2 separate regions of the Homo sapiens genome follow, and region 2 is linked to region 1. A link is an interaction called in ENCODE POLR2A ChIA-PET data of the cell type or tissue named here. Cell type or tissue: Panc1. All regions are shown on one strand. Each heading gives the region's core, and the rest is flanking DNA. Links, peaks and the distances in the headings are about the cores only.

The links. Peaks named below come from ENCODE experiments on the same cell type or tissue, not always from the same donor. Only the 100,000 strongest peaks of a DNase experiment are listed, where the experiment ranks them.
Region 2: POLR2A ChIA-PET joins it to region 1 with 11 read pairs; 6 of 35 experiments call an interaction of 5 or more read pairs at or near these places.

The regions. Positions count from the first base shown.
Region 1 is chr5:134,601,969-134,604,883 of GRCh38, reverse strand. It overlaps SAR1B (secretion associated Ras related GTPase 1B), which reads left to right. Exons shown (of 7, transcript NM_016103.4): 7 at 1-2,915. Among named protein-coding and RNA genes, the nearest start is that of SAR1B, 29 kb to the left of the region's middle. In Panc1, for the core only: no CTCF peak of the experiment used is centred there; a DNase peak (open chromatin) is centred at 1,583.
Region 2 is chr5:134,187,253-134,190,167 of GRCh38, reverse strand. No RefSeq gene overlaps it. Among named protein-coding and RNA genes, the nearest start is that of SKP1, 12 kb to the right of the region's middle. In Panc1, for the core only: no CTCF peak of the experiment used is centred there; no DNase peak of the experiment used is centred there.

The DNA.
Region 1 (2,915 bases), core at 317-2,816:
CTGCCTCTTGTTCATGTTATCTGTACCTTCAGGGACCTGCCTTTCTTCAAGTATTTCCTAGAGTATCTATTATGATACTGAAGAAGCTAATTATTTGTGTTGTAAATGGGTATAAATGAAAAAAAAACATACTGGTTTCTCTAGCCAGGAAAAATGCTTTCTGGTGTAATATATCTTGCTCCAGAACCCTCATTCTAATTGTAACACTAGGATCAAAGAAACAAAGTCACTTTGTGGACCACAGCTAAACTGTGGATATTTTCCCAAAGACATAAGATTTTTATGGCCCGAGCCTCTAGAAAGGAAGCCATGTTTAGGAGCAACCAGCTTTCCTCCCAGCTTTAGGGGGCAGAGTTCCTGAGCCAGAGGACTTACTGTCCAGCTTTGAGAACCTCTCCAGAGTATATGCACTGGGTACTGCTCTTTTTCAAGAGAACCAAATTAAGAGGATGGCAAGAAACAGTAGAAGCACAGAGGAAAGACAACTCTGCATGTGCCTGTGTGAATGTGTGCATCCATGGAGTATTTCCCAGGTAAATACTAGTACTGGGGACATAGGCTAATTGTGTGTCCCACACTGCAAGATGCTAGGGCGTAGTTAACACTGTGGTATACATACAAATCAGGCACTGTCCAAAAGATTTTTTAAAATCTAAAGTCTGAAATGTAAAAATATAAGGTCTCAACCCACTTTTACACTTTTAAAGAGATCCCATACCTGTTTCACTGACTGCCGTTAATTACACTTTTGGATCACAGCTGGTTAAATTGATAGATTTCAGTTTATCTCAGTGAATTTTTAGAATGGAGATTATAGCATTTTTTAATTGGAGAACAGACATTTCCTAAAGTATATGAAAAAAAATTATTCACTGTTGGTTTAAACCAGTATCTTTGTATGAGTGCCAAAGATATATGAACACAGATACTGCCTGTGCAGACCTAAATTTTAGTTTTGTGTACCTGGATCCATATACAAATTTTTTGTGGTTTATAGCATAAAAGCAGAACGTTGTTTCTTTCTTAGTTTTCAACCGGCTCATCTTTTGTTTTTGTTTTTTGTTTTTTTGTTTTTTGTTTTTTTTGAGATGGAGTCTTGCTTTGTTGCCCAGGCTAGAGTGCAGTGGCACAATCTCTGCTTACTGCAACCTCCACCTCCGGGGTTCAAGTGATTCTCCTGCCTCAGCCTCCTGAGTAGCTGGGACTACAGGCGCGCACCACCATGCCCGGCTAATTTTTGTATTTTTAGTAGAGATGGGGTTTCACTATGTTGGCCAGGCTGGTCTCGAACTCCTGACCTCGTGATCTGCCCACCTCAGCCTCCCAAAGTGCTGGGATTACAGGCGTGAGCCGCCATGCCCGGCCAATTTTCAACTGGCCCATACTTTATAGTGATGGAAAGCGCATAAACTACTTGTAAATCATTAAAATAGGGTGATAACTGTGATAATAGTGTTTCTTGCATTCTAGAAAATTATTTTATTAACTACATTCAAAACCCAGCATTTCACAGGTTCCATCATTAGAAACAGTATAGTTCTAGTTAACATGATTGGAGAGTTTCAGGGGAAAGGTTTACATTTTCTGAAACTGTATTTGGTATGTGACTCAATGTGGTATTTCAGTCTTGTTAGTCACTTACATGACTGACGTTTGCAAGGATTTATTGCCAAGTAAAATTTGACCAGAGTGCACTGAGAATAGCTACATAAGGGGAAATCTCTCAAAATTCCTTCTGTTCATTTAATTTGGAGCATATTGTTTAAATCATTTTAAACATATGTAAAAAGTTGAAGCATTAAAAAATCTTCAAGAAACAATGAAAAAATAGAAATTAGCAAACATAAGTTTCTTAATGCAAAATTAATAGTGAATAAAATATAGCCTACATTAAAAGCCAGAGGCTTTGCTATAAATATAAGAGTTTAGAAAAACAGTGTGCTTCAATTAAGGACTAAATTATCAAAACTGCATGTTTGTTTTTTCTTTTCTTTTCTTTTTTTTTTGAGATGAAGTCTCACTCTGTTGCCCAGGCTGGAGTGCAGTGGTGCGATCTTGGCTCACTGCAACCTCTGCTTCCCAGGTTCAAGCGATTCTCGTGCCTCACCATCCCGAGTAGCTGGGATTACAGGTGCACCACACCATGCCCAGTTAATTTTTGTATTTTTAGTAGAGACAGGGTTTCATTATTTGGCCAGGCTGGTCTCGAGCTCCTGATCTTAAGTGATCCACTCGCCTCGGCCTCCCAAAGTGCTGGGATTATACACATGAGCCACTGTGCCCAGCCTAAAACTACATGTTGAAGCTTCCGGTCATTTCCATTATTATCCTTCTTTTGAAATTCAAGTTAGTGCTTTTTAACCAAATAAAAGAAGAACCAGCTCTTGGGATATGTGACTCTGCCTCTGTATAAAGTGACTGGAATTTTGTTAAAACCGTGTTTCCACTTCTGAACCCTGTTACCATTCCCCCTCACAAATCCCCACCCAACACCTGGATTTTAAAGATCCTCCAGTGTCAAGGGAAGCCACAGAGTCTATTAAAGAGGCAGTTCTGAACCAATTAATTTTTGTCCTTATAATTTAGAGCATTAAATAGCTAATATATTTAATGGCACTAATTGTTGTTCACGGCTTTCATCATACTTTTAAACAGAATCCAAAGTATTCAAAGGAAAGTAAGCGAAGTTATCCAAAGCCAACTTTGTTTCAGGTGTGTCCCCTGCCCCAAATAGATTTTAGGGCAGAAATAGAAAACTGAGTTTACACAGAACTATTTTTGGAAAAGCTGCACTGGAGTAGATGGATTCTTCTTCAGCATACTTTTTTGTTTGTTTGTTTGAGATGGAGTCTTGCTTTGTCACCCAGGCTGGAGTGCAGTGGTGTGATCTCCACTCACTGCAACCTCCACCTCCC
Region 2 (2,915 bases), core at 90-2,589, 410 kb after region 1:
CCTAACAATTGCTCTTGAAGATAAAAGAATTTTCACAGTGGACCCGCATTAACAAATACTAAAGGAAAACCAGAAAGTATATATGGAGTGGAGCACCCCATCCCTAACTTTTAAAAATTCATCTAAGTGGCATAATTCCTCCATTTTTTATCTGAATTCCCAACTGAATTGTGGGTTTTCTTGAATGACCTGAGTTTTTTAGACTCTTTTATAAACTTCTGGGATTCTGTACAAGACTACTGGAAACTAGTCAGCTCTTTAGGCTGACAGTTGTAGTAATGAATGAAATCTCATGCTAGCCTGTCATCACCTGACCATCTTCCCCTCCTTCTGAAGACCCTTACCTTCTAATCTGAGAGGAGCCAGAAGCCAAGACCAACTTACTTTCTTGTCTGGTGTCCTGATGGCCAGTTAACAAATTCTGATACGGAGGACTTGACCCTATGAACAATGCCCATCTCTAATCTGTATGAGTGCACATTCTTTTTAAAAAATGGATCTTTTCTACTCGTATTAATATAAAATACATGCTTGTAGTAAAGCAATAGAGATGAATACAAAAAAAGTTTCCCCTCCAGCCTTATTGGTCTGAGGTGGTTACTACTAATGGTTGTGGATGTTTTCACAGTCATATCAGCAAGTCTGCTGTGTGTAGGGTGGTTGTGCTCTAGTCTTCCTTCATGATGATGTGTATTAAATTGTTTCTCTGGGAGCAATACTCCTCGCCCTTTTAAAACAAATGGTAACAGACACCATTCCGCACATAGCATATTTTCATTTAGCATCTTTGGTATTAACCAGTGTGAGCTTTTATTTTTAAAGTAACAGTAGTGAGTTGGTGGAAGTATGATGGGTTCCTGAAGTAGTTAAACATGGAGGCAAAACTAAGTAAACTCACCAGCTTGTTAATGTGTGGCCACGGTTGGGCACAGCTCCAATATAGGGTGACCAGTTGACCTGGTTGCTTAGAACTTGAAGGTTTTCCAGGAAGCAGATCTTGCTTTCTTCTTCTTCTTCTTCTTTTTTTTTTTTTTTTTTTGAGATGGAGTTTCATTCTTGTTGCCCAAGCTGGAGTGCAATGACACAATCTCGGCTCACTGCAACCTCTACCTCCTAGGTTCAAGTGATTCTCCTGCCTCAGCCTCCCAAGTAGCTGGGATTACAAGTGTACGCCACCACACCTGGCTAATTTTTTGTATTTTTAGAAGAAATGGGGTTTCACCATATTAGCCAGGCTGGTCTCAAACTCCTGACCTCAGGTGATCCACCCGCCTATGCCTCCCAAAGTGCTGGGATTACAGGCGTGAGCCACTGCCCCAGCCAGTAGAGCTTTGAAACCAGAACAGTTGGTCACCCCCAATGTGGGTTCTGTGCCTTTCCCACCCTTATCAACCAGACAAAATCCAGGCTCTGCTTTGGCTCTCAGCTGGGATCTTGGGGGTGGGGAAGTGGTAACTGGGCGAATTTACTCAGACCTGAGCTCTAAGACTACCTGCTGCCTGGCTTGCAGTCATGCATCCACAGGAACCAGTCTTTGCATTAAGTCTATAACTGAGACCCCCAGCTCCCAAGGTTCCAAGGTTTGTGCTACATGCTCTCGTTTGTGAGGACTCCAAGGCTTCTTAAGTCTCAAGGCAAAGGACAGGAAGGCAAAGATCTAAGAAGGAGAACAGAGGGTTAAATTTATTAGAATAGGAAGAAAGGGGTGAAGCAAGGTGGGTGTGTGTTGAGGGGTGAGAGGTTCTAGCAAGAGGGCTTAGGTCTTAGCCAGGGTGTATGTAGTAAGGGGCTGCTGCCATCTGGGAGAGCACAGCAAGTGAAGTGGGCAAGAAGAGATGTTGCCATGGTATTTGAGTAACTTCCACTGGGTAAGTAAGCCACCACCAGGCACCAGCTGAGCTGAGTGGTATTCAGCAGCTACTTACTGTGCACCTGTTATGTGCCAGGCATTAGGCACAAGCGGTGTACAAGACAAAGTGCCCTTGTGCAGTGAACACCCAAGAGAGACAAATATAAAACTCCAATAGGAATAATGTACTATGAAGAAAAAGCAAGACAGGAGGCCAGAGGGTAAAAGGAGGTACCCTTCTAGCCAAAACTTCCACATACTGTTGTGCACATTGCTTACTGCCCAACTCAAGTTTGTGAATTTTGACAATTTTTTTGGCTGATGGCAATCGTATGTCTTGATGTGATGGCTGTTAAATTTTTAAAATAAGTTTTAATGTAAATTTAACGTACTATTTAGGCTGGTGGTCTCTGAGGAGGTGACACTGAGCTGAGACCTAAAGGATGAGAAGGAGCTATTCCTTCTCACCAATCTGCATTAGATGCTGTTTATCACAAGGTGAAAAATCACTTGTTTTGAAAGAGAATGCGGAAGTGTAGTTTGTAGAAAAGCACTGACCATGACCTGATAACATTCCTAGAAATTTCCGCCATCTGGGGCAGCGGTGGGGAAGCTGCTGTTTGAGAGACTGCTGTAGTCCAGGCTGTGCTGTTCTGACCAGAGCCTGCTGCCTACAGCTGAGTGGCAGGATGTGGCTAGAGGAATGGACACAGCTGTACTGGTGGGACTCACACAAATGTCAGATGGACCAGTTACTGCTGGATAGTCCTCTACACTTCCTTAGATTCTTGGGCTTCAAAAGGACTGATTAACACGGTCTCTTCTCAAATTGCCACCTCCTCTCTGTACTCTATAACACTTATAACCTCGCCAATATTAATACTTCAGGGCACAGTCGATAGTGTCTCTCTTCTTCCTGCCATCACATTCAGCAATCTTTTTTTTTTTTTGAGACGGAGTTTCACACTTGTTGCCATGCTCGAGTGTAGTGGCATGATCTTGGCTCACTGCAACCTCCGCCTCCTGGGTTTGAGTGATTCTCCTGCCTCAGCCTCCTGAATAGCTG